Linked DNA regions of Homo sapiens: regions 1, 3 and 4 are each linked to region 2. The links are chromatin contacts, found by Hi-C or POLR2A ChIA-PET in ENCODE. All regions are on one chromosome and are shown on one strand. Each heading gives the region's core, a stretch centred on a gene start or an enhancer-like site at or near the end of the contact. The rest is flanking DNA. Distances are from core to core; before and after follow the strand shown.

Evidence for each region. Hi-C counts contacts between places; a loop is a spot of excess contacts on that map. ChIA-PET counts read pairs that join two places held with the same protein, here RNA polymerase II (POLR2A). Pooled maps may share reads with other maps.
Region 1: a pooled map shows a loop between it and region 2 (4-fold over the local background). The contact joins two enhancer-like sites. A Hi-C loop is called at or near these places in 3 of 37 single-sample maps with no recorded cell type and 5 of 50 pooled maps. POLR2A ChIA-PET finds 5 or more read pairs at or near these places in 1 of 52 experiments (Panc1).
Region 3: a loop to region 2 is called in a pooled map, with 2.9 times the contacts of the local background. The contact joins two enhancer-like sites. A Hi-C loop is called at or near these places in 2 of 37 single-sample maps with no recorded cell type and 2 of 50 pooled maps. POLR2A ChIA-PET finds 5 or more read pairs at or near these places in 1 of 52 experiments (BJ).
Region 4: a pooled map shows a loop between it and region 2 (2.7-fold over the local background). The contact joins two enhancer-like sites. A Hi-C loop is called at or near these places in 2 of 50 pooled maps. POLR2A ChIA-PET finds 5 or more read pairs at or near these places in 2 of 52 experiments (OCI-LY7 and activated T-cell).

Annotation. Positions count from the first base shown.
Region 1 is chr4:145,826,674-145,829,475 of GRCh38, reverse strand. All of the region lies in intron 7 of ZNF827 (zinc finger protein 827), which reads left to right. Among named protein-coding and RNA genes, the nearest start is that of ZNF827, 110 kb to the left of the region's middle. Within about 2 kb of position 1,420, at least 5 of the 41 ENCODE cell types and tissues checked have a DNase peak (open chromatin) inside an H3K27ac peak, as active enhancers do.
Region 2 is chr4:145,194,450-145,197,367 of GRCh38, reverse strand. It overlaps LOC105377465 (a long non-coding RNA gene), which reads left to right. Exons shown (of 3, transcript XR_939276.1): 3 at 224-623. Among named protein-coding and RNA genes, the nearest start is that of OTUD4, 15 kb to the right of the region's middle. Within about 2 kb of position 1,632, at least 3 of the 41 ENCODE cell types and tissues checked have a DNase peak (open chromatin) inside an H3K27ac peak, as active enhancers do.
Region 3 is chr4:145,772,373-145,775,072 of GRCh38, reverse strand. It overlaps ZNF827 (zinc finger protein 827), which reads left to right. Exons shown (of 15, transcript NM_001306215.2): 11 at 401-567. It also overlaps a transcript of C4orf51 not described here. Among named protein-coding and RNA genes, the nearest start is that of C4orf51, 94 kb to the right of the region's middle. Within about 2 kb of position 1,297, at least 7 of the 41 ENCODE cell types and tissues checked have a DNase peak (open chromatin) inside an H3K27ac peak, as active enhancers do.
Region 4 is chr4:145,885,669-145,888,614 of GRCh38, reverse strand. ZNF827 (zinc finger protein 827) reads left to right here. Exons shown (of 15, transcript NM_001306215.2): 4 at 2,457-2,937. Among named protein-coding and RNA genes, the nearest start is that of ZNF827, 52 kb to the left of the region's middle. RefSeq lists a silencer at 1,512-1,611. Within about 2 kb of position 1,295, at least 9 of the 41 ENCODE cell types and tissues checked have a DNase peak (open chromatin) inside an H3K27ac peak, as active enhancers do.

The DNA.
Region 1 (2,802 bases), core at 171-2,670, 630 kb before region 2:
ATATGGCTGAATATATGATAATCGAGTACTTTTACTTGATTAATTCACCGAAGAATTTTTTTTTTAAGATTCACTATTTTAAAAAAATCTACTAAGGTAATTTGTCTCTGTGCAGATAGAAGTCAGACTGTCACTTTAGGATGATTTGCCAGAAACTCTTACATTTAATAGAATTTCATGCCACCCTGATCTATCTAGTCCCTTCTGAGTTCCAAGTAAAAACTCATTACAGTGCAGTCTTTCTTTATTTAATCTTTTTCTTTTCTATTTGTCATTCCCAAGTTTAGTCTTGAAAGTTACTGTCTCTTAGAAAAAAAATCTGTTTCTTCTCTATTGCTCCTTTAAAACTGTTGTGTCATTACCAAAGAAGGTCTTTTCCAAACTTTCTCTCACAGTCTGTACTCACCTTCTTTTCTGTTTTCTTTTGGTTTTGTTATTGCTGTCAAAATGAGAATCCCTGTAACGTTTGGTTTCAGTGGTGGCACTTGGGGAGGGTTGATTTTAAGTAGATGAGCCTTCTCTTCTGCATGAGACAAAACTCTCTGTTGGCCCTCAGGTGTTAAAGGTGGAAATACTGGTGTCACAATAGGCACTTAGCAAAATGTATCACTATTTAGAGCCATAATCCTTTATGGACTTTTATTATTTATTGTAAGTCTTTTCCTTTCTCAGCCCTGTGCTGCTGACCCCACATCCCATGCCTGGCCTGGAATTGTCCACTCACTATGACACCCCTGCCCCTTCATATCTTAGCCCTTAGATTTTCTACAGGAGAAAAATCAAAATATACTTTCCACAGCCATTTCACTTGTATCCAGAAAAGAAACTCAAGGAGATAAAAGTTTTATAAGATTGTATTTTCAAAACCCAGGGAAATTAACAGGGGGCTTGGGCTCTTTGATGTCCATACCATCAACTTCCAGATGCTGCTACTGAAGAGTTACTGAATATTTATGAATTATGTAAGTCTTCCAGCTAGCCTGTCTTTGACCCGGGCCAAAGGGAATATGTTGTGATAGATGATGATTTTGTTGAGTGAAAATAAGTGATGATTCCCTCCCCATTAGCTGTTAATTTCCACCTCCTCCTCTATCAACTTTTTACCAAAAATATTAACCAGAAATAAACCTCTTTTCTTGCTTTTTTCCACTTCCTTGGCTTACTTTCTGGATGGAGGGGCTTTTTCATAATAAAATGACTGAAGTCTAGGCAGCTGAGGATTCAGAAGCAAGGGCTATATGGTGTTCACAAACTGGCTCCTTTTCTGGAACAGTTGGTAACTGGCTGAAGTAACCAGTTGGAGGACAGTACAAACATGCTTCGGGGCACGTCGTAAAGTCCAGTGCATTTCATGGATTGTTTTACTCCCTGGGAAGATGCAGCCCGCTTCATCCTGTGTCCGGTACCTCCTGGAACTTGCCTCTCCGCTGCCCGCTGCCAACAGTGACAGTCACTGAGCAGCATGAACGAGGTGTCAGCCTCACCACCCCTTACTGAAGTGCTTTTTCCACCGCAAAGCTGGGTGTCACCTGAGAACGGATGTGCTTCTGTACTTTACGGTCACTGGCACAGGAGAAGAAAAAGAACTTACGGAATATGATTTCAGCATTCTGAAAATGAACTTTCATGGGACAAAGTTACACATGGAGTGTCTTCTGTTTTCTTAGTTCCTTGTGCAGAGAGTTAAGGATAACCAGTGTTATTGGAGATCTAATCCCATGAAGCAAGCTCTGCTCTATAGGGCATGCTGCAAGTTTAGTTTTTTCTCCTTCCTGAAGCATGAAGCTAATCTGGGTACCAGAAGGATTAATACACAGTTGTGTATGTAGCCATAGTGCCACCATGTGCTTTACAGCTTTGGCGAAATAGAAGCTTACAAACAGCTAACGACCTCTTTACCCTTCCTTCTTCATTTACAGTTAATAGCAGAGACAGGCTTGCTCTAGGAAGCTGTAGGTACAGCAGTGGCGAATGTTTAGAGTTGCAAATTGACCAGGCCCATGAGTGGTACAAGTTTTAGGAAATTGGGGCATATCTTAACTTCTATAGGGAAATAAAGACAAAAATTATTTTTACTTGCTCTATTTCTCAATAGAAAAGTCTTTCAGCTTCCTTCAGTACCTTTATACTGAAACGACTGGTCCCTACTCCCCTCCATCACCCCCTTCTCTATCTCTTCCTTTTCTCCATTTGTTGCAAGGATTCATGGGTCTCTATTGTCCATAAATTCCTTAGGTGTTAACGGACCAACGAAAGGCAGTGTAGCTGAGCGGGAAAGAGTGCAGATGGGGAAGCCATCATGCTCAACTCATGGGCATGGGCAACTACCTAACTTCTTTGTGCCTAAGTCTCCACATCTGTAAAATAGGGATAATGCAGTAGTCCCTCCTTATCCACACAGGGAATATGTTTCAAGACCCACAGTGGTTGGCAGGGCGTGGTGGCTCATGCCTGTAATCCCAGCACTTTGGGAGGCCGAGGCAGGTGGGTCACATGAGGTCAGAAAATCGAGACCAGCCTGGCCAACAAGGCAAAATCCCATCTCTACTAAGAATACAAAAATTAGTCGGGCGTGGTGGCACACGCCTGTAATCCCAGCTACTTGGGAGGCTGAGGCTGGAGAATTGCTTGAACCCAGGAGGCGGAGGTTGCAGTGAGCCAAGATTGCGCCATTGCACTCCAGCCTGGGCAACAAGAGCAAAACTCTGTCTCAAAAAAGAAAAAAAGACCCACAGTGGTTGCCGGAAACCTCAGATAGTACTGAACCCTATATACACAATGCTTTTTCCTATGCATACATAT
Region 2 (2,918 bases), core at 383-2,882:
CTCCCTCTTGTGCCTCTGATTTGCAGAATTTAACAGATTGCCAACTGGCGAAGGAGCTCGGGAAATGTAATTTGCAAAGTCCCAGTCCTGGCATCAGTGAGCAGCTACAAAAGGATCTATTTGGGATCAAGAGACAATAGGTAAATTGTTGTCTCAGTAAGCTCAGGAGCATAACTTACCATTTTTTTGTTCTTTCTTGTTTCTTTTTCTTTCTGTGTTACAGTAAGGGAAGAAGTCACCACACATCCCAGCTGGAGGAGGGAACATGACTGGCTCACTTCAGCACCCTCACCATTGTTCCAGATATCCAAGGCCCTCCTTGGACCTCAACAAGACTTAAGCCGCTGCAGAGACGGTGTAAATGTGGAGTGGCTGGTTGGGGACAGAGTGAAACTCCTGGAATCAGATGGTGATCTGCTGATAAGCTGGGTCTGTGCCAGCCAGCAGAGTCCATGCGTGCAAGAGCCTGGAGTCTCCCCCTGTGAAGGCTTGGGGCTGGTTGGGCAGTAAGCCTCACAGTAATCCTTAGTCCTGTTAGATGGGAGTTCTAAATTTATTTTCAAAGAATTAATATGTCAGTATGTTCAATTCTTTGCCTTCTACTTTTAAACTTAACTTCCTCATAAAGCAACCTTTTTCCATTACCTACCCCACCCTAACTCATTCTGATCACCTGCTCCACCCTAACTCATTCTGACCACCTGCTCCACTCTAACTCATTAGGATTACCTGCTACCTGCTCTGCCCTGACTCCCGCCAAAGCTCTCATCCCATCATTCTCTTTCAATTAGCCAATCGGAATTAGTTTAGCCTGTGTGGTCTAACCCTAGCTAACAGGAGAATGACACAGCGGCTGCAGCCAAGTTCGTCAGGGATAAGAACCCCTTCCCCTCCCTTGTCCACCTGGGCGCTCACCATTGTTCCATCTGTAAGGGCGCACCGTTCTATATAGAAGTAACTTGCCTTGCTGAGAATTAAAAAGAAAATTTTATATTCGAGTGCTATTTCTTTTGCGGCACCAAAACTTTATGTGTAATAGTCCACCTACTCTGCACTTCTTGCGCACCAGGCTCCTACTTTCTGTGACATTTTTTCCTAGGTTTATGTCCCAATCACCAGTTCCTATCATCTCACTTCATGTGCTTTCTGCTTTTTTTTTTTTTGTACATAGTCACACACAAATCAAATGACTATTCTTAATTTCTTTCACAATAGTTTTTTTTTTTTTTTTTTTGAGACTGACTCTTGCTCTGTCGCCCAGGCTGGAGTGCAGTGGTGTGATCTCGGCTCACTGCAACCTCCACCTCCTGGGTTCAAGCAATTTTATTGCCTCAGCCTCCCAAGTAGCTGGGATTACAGGCGTGCGCCACCACTCCTGGCTAATTTTTGTGGTTTTAGTAGAGACGAGGTTTCACCATGTTGCCCAGGCTAGTCTTGAACTCCTGGGCTCAAGCAATCCACCCACCTCGGCCTCCCAAAGTGCTTGGATTACAAGTGTGCACCACCATGCCAGGCCCCACAATAGATCTTGATGGCTCATTAAAACTCGTGCTTAGAGCAATAGCCTTATAGGCTAGTGGTCAGTCTTTAAAACAGGTAAGGGAAATACCTTCATTCCATTCTCAGGAGTGGCAGTAGACATGCCTTTCCTGGAATGTGTTTATTGCAAAGAAAGAGAAAGAAAACATTAAAACAAGAAGTTCATGTCCTGCTACACTTTCTCATTCTACTGGTGCTTTATTTTTTCTTGGTACTTTATTGTCTACTTCTTCATCTTAGATTATCTATGGATAAGATTTTTATAAAAATGGATAATTAGGAGACTGAATGTGCTATTTATAGTTACAAGTATTTATCCTAGAAGATAATACCAGACAAGCTTATTATATTACCAAATAATGAGTTTACACATGTTGACTGTTCTTGCTAATTGGGGAAAATGAAACAAACACTTACTGAATTGTTTGGAAACATGGTAGATTTTGGCACAAGAAAATGTGGCTGACTTTATACAACTGAGCCTTGTGGTAGACCCAACAGCAAATACAGGAGTCTCCCTTTATCTGAGGTTTTGCTTTCTGCAGTTTCAGTTCCCCATGGTACAGTACAATAAGATATTTTCAAAGAAAGAAAGGGAAAGACCACATTCACATAACTTTTATTACAGTATTTTATTATAATTATTCTATTTTATTTGCCGAGTTTATAAATTAAACTTCATCATAAGTATGCATTAATATGTATAGAAAAAAACAGAACGTATAGGTTTCGGTACTGTCTACAGTTTCAGTCATTCCCCTGGGGGTCTTGAAATGTATCTCCCGCCAGTAAGGGGAGATTACTATAATAAAATGCATTTTTTTTAATTTTTAAGTTTATTTGAAATACTTATACTTCTTATTTATTTATGTATTTATATTTTTGGAGACAGAACCTCACTCTATCCCCCAAGCTGGAGTGCAGTGGCGTCATATCAGCTCACTGCAACCTCCACCTCCCAGGTTCAAGTAATTCCCATGACTCAGCCTCCCCCATGTAGATGGGATTACAGGCGCCTGCCACCACACCTGGCTAATTTTTGTATTTTTAGTAGAGAAGAGGTTTCGCTATGTCGACCAGGCTGGTCTTGAACTCCTGACCTCAGGTAATCCGCCCGCCTTGGCCTCCCAAAGTGCTAGGATTACACGTGTGAGCCCCACCATGCCTGGCCCATTTTTATTTATTTTTTATGGCAGCTCTATTGAGGTATAATTCATATCTCACAAAATTCACCTTTTCAAAGTGCACAATTTCATGGTTTTAGCATATTCATAGAGATGCACAACTTTTACCCTGATCTAATTTCAAAATATTTTCACCTGTCCTCAAAAATCTTACCTATTAACAGCCACTCCCCATTCTCCCACTCCTCAACTCCC
Region 3 (2,700 bases), core at 48-2,547, 580 kb before region 2:
TTCCTGGACTATGAGGTGCTCTCCGAGTTTATCAGTGGACCGGCACCACTAAATACCTTGGCAATGCTACCCCACATCTCTTTGCCCAAAGGAAATCAATTAGGTGATGTGCAGCATCTGGAATCCATAGTTTTAAATTAACTTTATGATTATTTAGCATCATTATAACACATATGTGATTGTTACATGATGCTGGCCCTTAGTCTCTTTGGCACAGTGACTACTTTAGAGGCATCCCAGAAAGCAGAAGAATTTTCTAATGCAAAACCTTTTGGTGGAGAGACAAATGTGTTTCAAATTCCAGTTTTCTTGAGTGTACTGTGTATAAATGGACAGCCTACATTTAGAAGTATGTGTCACCCTTTTCTCTCCCCCTCTTTTCTTTTACCCTTTCATGTAGTTGTCACGTGTGTGGATTTGAGACCGAGCTCAATGTCCAGTTTGTCAGCCACATGTCACTCCACGTGGACAAGGAGCAGTGGATGTTTTCGATCTGCTGCACTGCCTGCGACTTCGTCACCATGGAGGAAGCAGAGATAAAGACTCACATTGGCACCAAGCACACAGGTGACCATTCCTGTCTGTCCTTCTCACACTCCTTCTCCATCCCCTGCACCCCAGAGCACCTGCCACCTGGCCGAAGCATCCCCACTGCCCTGAGACATTGCCCTTTTCCTTCCATGGAAGGAAGGACTTTCCCAAGGCATGAAAGCCACATTTCCCTGTAGTCATAATACTGTTTCCTGGCATGCCTTGTGCCTCACTGCTCTGAAAGACTCCCAAGTTCAGATGTGGTTGAGAGGTGCCGAGCTCTTTGCTTGTTGCTCATCCTGATCCTCTTCCTCATCACCATATGTGACAGTCTTTCAATGCCCCAGTCTTATGCCTTTGCACACTGGCTCTCATTTAAGCCCCATAGCAACCCTCTAAGTGAATACTATTATTATCACACTGTACAGTACAGGTGAAGAAACAGGCTTAACAGAGGTGAGATATTCCATCCAAGGTCAGCAACTAGGGGTTGCTGTGGTCACTAGTTTCAGTCACTAGTTCAGTAGTCACTAGTTTCAGTGACTACTGAAACTCAGCCCAGAACAGTTTTCATTCCAGAGCTTGCTCTCTGTATCATTGCTGTTCTGACAGCCCCGAGAAACACTTGGCAGAGCTTTGAACCTTTCTGTTTTCCCATGCCAGGGCACTACACACCTACTTCTGTAGGCTCTGTTCCTCTCCAGTGAAACTGCAGCCCTGACGCTCTCCTTAATGACGCATGGCATGTGTGTTCGCGGCCAAAGAAAACCAGATTCTCCTGAAACAAACCCATCACTGTCTAGGCCATGGCCAAGGCTTCACCAGTGCTCGCCTGTTATTTAAGCTTCTTGCCATTCTGGTTAACTTCTTCCATTTATTGATGTTAACATTCTGACTTCACCATGCAATTATACTCTCACAAGTGATGGTTACAAATGATACCAGCAAGGAGTCATTAAGTGAGAATGAGGAGGAGCTCCGTCTGCATTTGCGGGGCTTACAAATTAAGAGCTGATGTTGCTGATTGCCAGCCCTGGGTGTTGGGTCAGCCCCTCACATCATCAGCACTTGAAGGATTCGGGAAGGGGAATTTCCCTGACAGTTGTGCTGACGATGTACACAGCAGAGGAGGATCTCTCTGTGTTTCTCTGGCCACTTTGGCTCAGTGGTGCCAACAGTAATAAAAGCTTGTTTTTGTCAGTAAATTGAGCAGCTATGACTTGGAGGTCTGCAGAGAGCCGTTATGCCAAGTGAGAAGGTGCCATTTTTACAGTCAGTTGTCTGACTGTAACCACATTAGCCTGTGGGCAGCAGGTGAGCTGGGAAACCCATGTTGAAGACAAATTAAATTCAGCATTTCTGGAGTGGCTAATGGAGGAAAAGGCCAAACTCTTTTCCATTACCACTGGCTTTTCAGATAGTCTTTTTTTTCTCCTTTCTGTTAACCTTTGTTCTAACCCTCTTTACTCCAAAGTATACCTGAACCCAGTTGAAAACCTTCCTCCCTCCCATCCTGCTCCAAAGCCCCCTCCACACCCATACCACCATAGAAACCATAGAAACCATATGGCTAGGCAGAAGCTGGACTTGTCATCATTTAATTGTCGTGAGTGGAAACTTCACAACTAACCAGTGCAAACACATACCTCGTAATTACCACAGGGAATGAAGCAAAGATCTTGTTCTCTCTGATGTAGCAGGATTCAGGGCTCATTGTCTAGCAGGAAAGAATATTCTTGTTTGTTAGTACAGTCACCCAAGAGTGAAATGCATTAAAGAAGTTTCTTTTTTAATTCAGTAGGAGCCTTTAATGCTGCTGCTCTAAGAATAAGGTTAAAACCTATTTTATAAGCCAGGGTCCTGCAAGCTTTTTTCAAAGGGGCAAATAGTAAATATTTTAGGCTTTCAGGTCATACAGTTTCTGTCACTACTACTCAACTCGGCTGTTGAAACTTGAAAGTAGTCGTAGACAATATGCAAATGAGTGGGCATGGCCATGTTCCAATAAAACTTTATTTATAAAAACAGGAGGCTCATTTGAGCCCAAGGACTGTAGTTTGCTGACCCCCATTATAAGCTAATGGTCTCACAGCAAGGGTTTCCTGTATTTAGTATAGTTTTGAGATGTTTCAGTTTGACCCAAAATAGATCAATCTAAATCTGTAAATT
Region 4 (2,946 bases), core at 46-2,545, 690 kb before region 2:
GGCCCTCACCTGTCCCCCTAGTGGGGGATGGAGTAGAGGTTTCCCAAAATTTCCCCAAGCTCTGAAATACCACAACCCAAGCATCCAACTGCTACCAAGAAATGGCCCCAATGGTGAAGAGATGGCCCTAATGATGTAACAGCACCTGATATGGGTTGTTTGTGTGAAATGACCAGAGGATAGGTGAGCCCCTAAACATGGCCTGGAGAGAATGACGTGCTTTAGAGAAGCATGTCTTCATTTTAGTAGACTAAGAAGATCTTTAAAGCAAATGTCAAGCTAAAGAGAATAAAAATTATGACAGAAAAGTGCTCGAATGTCAGGAGAGAAGGGGGAAAAACTGCAGTCAGAGGATAGAGCTAATACTTCTCTCAAAGGCCAAATGTGATATATAGTCCTTTTGGGAAGTTGTAGCTCAAAAAAAATTGTTAAGTGCAAAAGTCAACAAAATACCCACTGTTTTTCCTTTAAAGCTTCACTAATTTGTCCATAACTAAATATAACAAGGCCAGGATCTGGTGAAAAAGAAGTCACATAAAATACATGCACATAGACGGTTTTTAATCCAGGACTCCCTTTTGATTTTAGAACTTGGGCTTGTGCTCTGTCCTTTTCCTTCTTCCAGAAGCTGCTTCCGGAGCTTCTGTTCTTGGATTAGCTCCCCTCCTCTCCTGGGTCAGTAGATGTAAGGACACTTCTGAAATGGATCTGCCCCACTGCACTGCTCTCAGGGACAATGGAAGCTCTCTAACTCGTGACCTTTATCACCTGGTTCCAGGGCATGCTTTTGGCAGCACCGGTCAGGGTCCCATGGGACTGTGACCTGAGGTCCCCAAGGTGCCTGCTTCTGCGTGAATTGGTCGGAGGAGATGGTGGGGATTCTGTGAGAAAGCAATGAAATGGTCAGCTCCTAGTGAAATCCTTTTGTTGTGAAAGAACAGAAAGGGGTGATGTTAACAGCTGGTGACAATCAGTGTGTTTCCCCACCCCCAGCACTCCACCCCAGCAGAGGGAAAGCCTTTCCATGATCAGGACTTTGCCTAACTGAGTTTAAGTGTATATGGCTATTTCTGTTAAGAAACTCGTGCTTTGGGGGACCCAGAATCTCTTCTGTTGTTTTTTTCAAAAAGCCACAGTGGGGTGCTGTAGCGACAGGATCTCACCATTAACTTTTAATTTCTTTGCTTTTGTTGGTCACTTAACATTATTTAAAAGTATGTTTTGGCTGGTGAATAATGCTTTTGGATTGCATTCAGAATGCATAAACAGCTGTTGTAAAACTTGCTCTCTTGGAAAGGAAACCTACCGAGAGGGGCCAGGTGGTGCAGCGGATTAACGCATGAGCCTTTAACCTTGGTGAGACCTGGGTTCGAGTCCTGCTTAGGTCACCCCTAAAAGAGGAGGTGTCAGTTTTGTTTTGCTTTTGGGTTCCAATCACTCACTTGTTTGTTCAGATCACACAGCTCCCCAAATCATTTGGCCCACATCTACACAATTGGCAGTTCTACTTAAGGGAGGACCAGTCCTGAAATAGCAGAGTGTAGCAGGTCAGCACTAAAGTGCATTGGCAGAGATAAATGGGGAAGTTACAAGCTTATGAGCACCTGCCAGCTCAAAGCCTGGCTCAGGCCAATGCAATGATTTCCTCACTTTTTTAAGCACTAAATTTGGTAGTGACAGGAAGAAAAAGTTTCTCCCAATTTTTACAGGTATCATGTGCATGCAAGACTGGAACTGGATTTAAAAGTCTGCATTCTTTCATTGCAGACGTCAGAATCTGGAGCATGATATTATAGCCACGTTTGGAAAAATTGGTTTCCTCTTGCTCAGAATACTTGGTGAGGGTCAGACCTTGGTTTTTCTCCTACTTTGTTTTTTTTTTTTGTATGTAATTTCGCTCAATCCATTTATTCTGGGGCCTCAATTTCTCTGTCTTTGAAACGGGAATACCCTGGAGACATTATTTTCTACATTCTTAATTACCTAAGAGCAGCATTTTGAAAACTGAAATTATGTTTGCAGAACATAACTAACAAAAAATTGGATGAATGCAAAGTATCATTATTGTGAGAGGAATTACTTGACAGGTTACCTCTTTTGATCCCCAACTAGTAATTTTGTAAGTTTGGATTGTGCTGGGTTTATAATATTTTCTCTGAAGACATCAACTGAGATCAGATGACTAGAATAGTGGGATGCTACCCAAAATAGCATCCGTTGGCCGGCTGCATCCTCAGTTGTGAGCATGGCCCTAATAATGGACTCTTAACCTATGTGGACCCACTTTATGTTTAGGGATTGGCCTCATTACCTGGAGCCCCATAGTGAAATGCTCTGCAGTACAAAGGCCAGCCCTTTGCACGGTGAGGAAATGATTGATGAATAGTCTGGATCTACAGCAAGGCATTTTCCATAAATGCACGGTGGCTAGCTCATTCTTCTTGCTTCTCCGTCAGGTTCATCAGCACCAGGATCGGGGAGAGACCTTTCAGTGCCAGCTGTGCCCTTTTACTTCCTCACGCCACTTCAGCCTGAAACTCCACATGCGTTGCCATCAGCACTTCCTGAGGACAGAAGCCAAGGTGAAGGAGGAGATCCCAGACCCAGATGTCAAGGGATCTCCCCACCTCAGTGACAGTGCCTGCCTGGGGCAGCAAAGGGAAGGAGGAGGGACAGAGCTAGTGGGGACCATGATGACGTCTAACACTCCAGAGAGGACTAGCCAGGGAGGGGCTGGCGTCTCGCCTTTGCTGGTGAAGGAGGAACCCAAGGAAGATAACGGCCTGCCCACCTCCTTTACTTTGAATGCTGCCGACAGGCCCGCCAACCACACAAAGCTGAAAGACCCCTCCGAGTATGTGGCCAACAGTGCGTCAGCATTGTTCAGCCAGGACATCTCTGTTAAGATGGCGTCTGATTTTCTCATGAAGCTGTCAGGTACTTGAA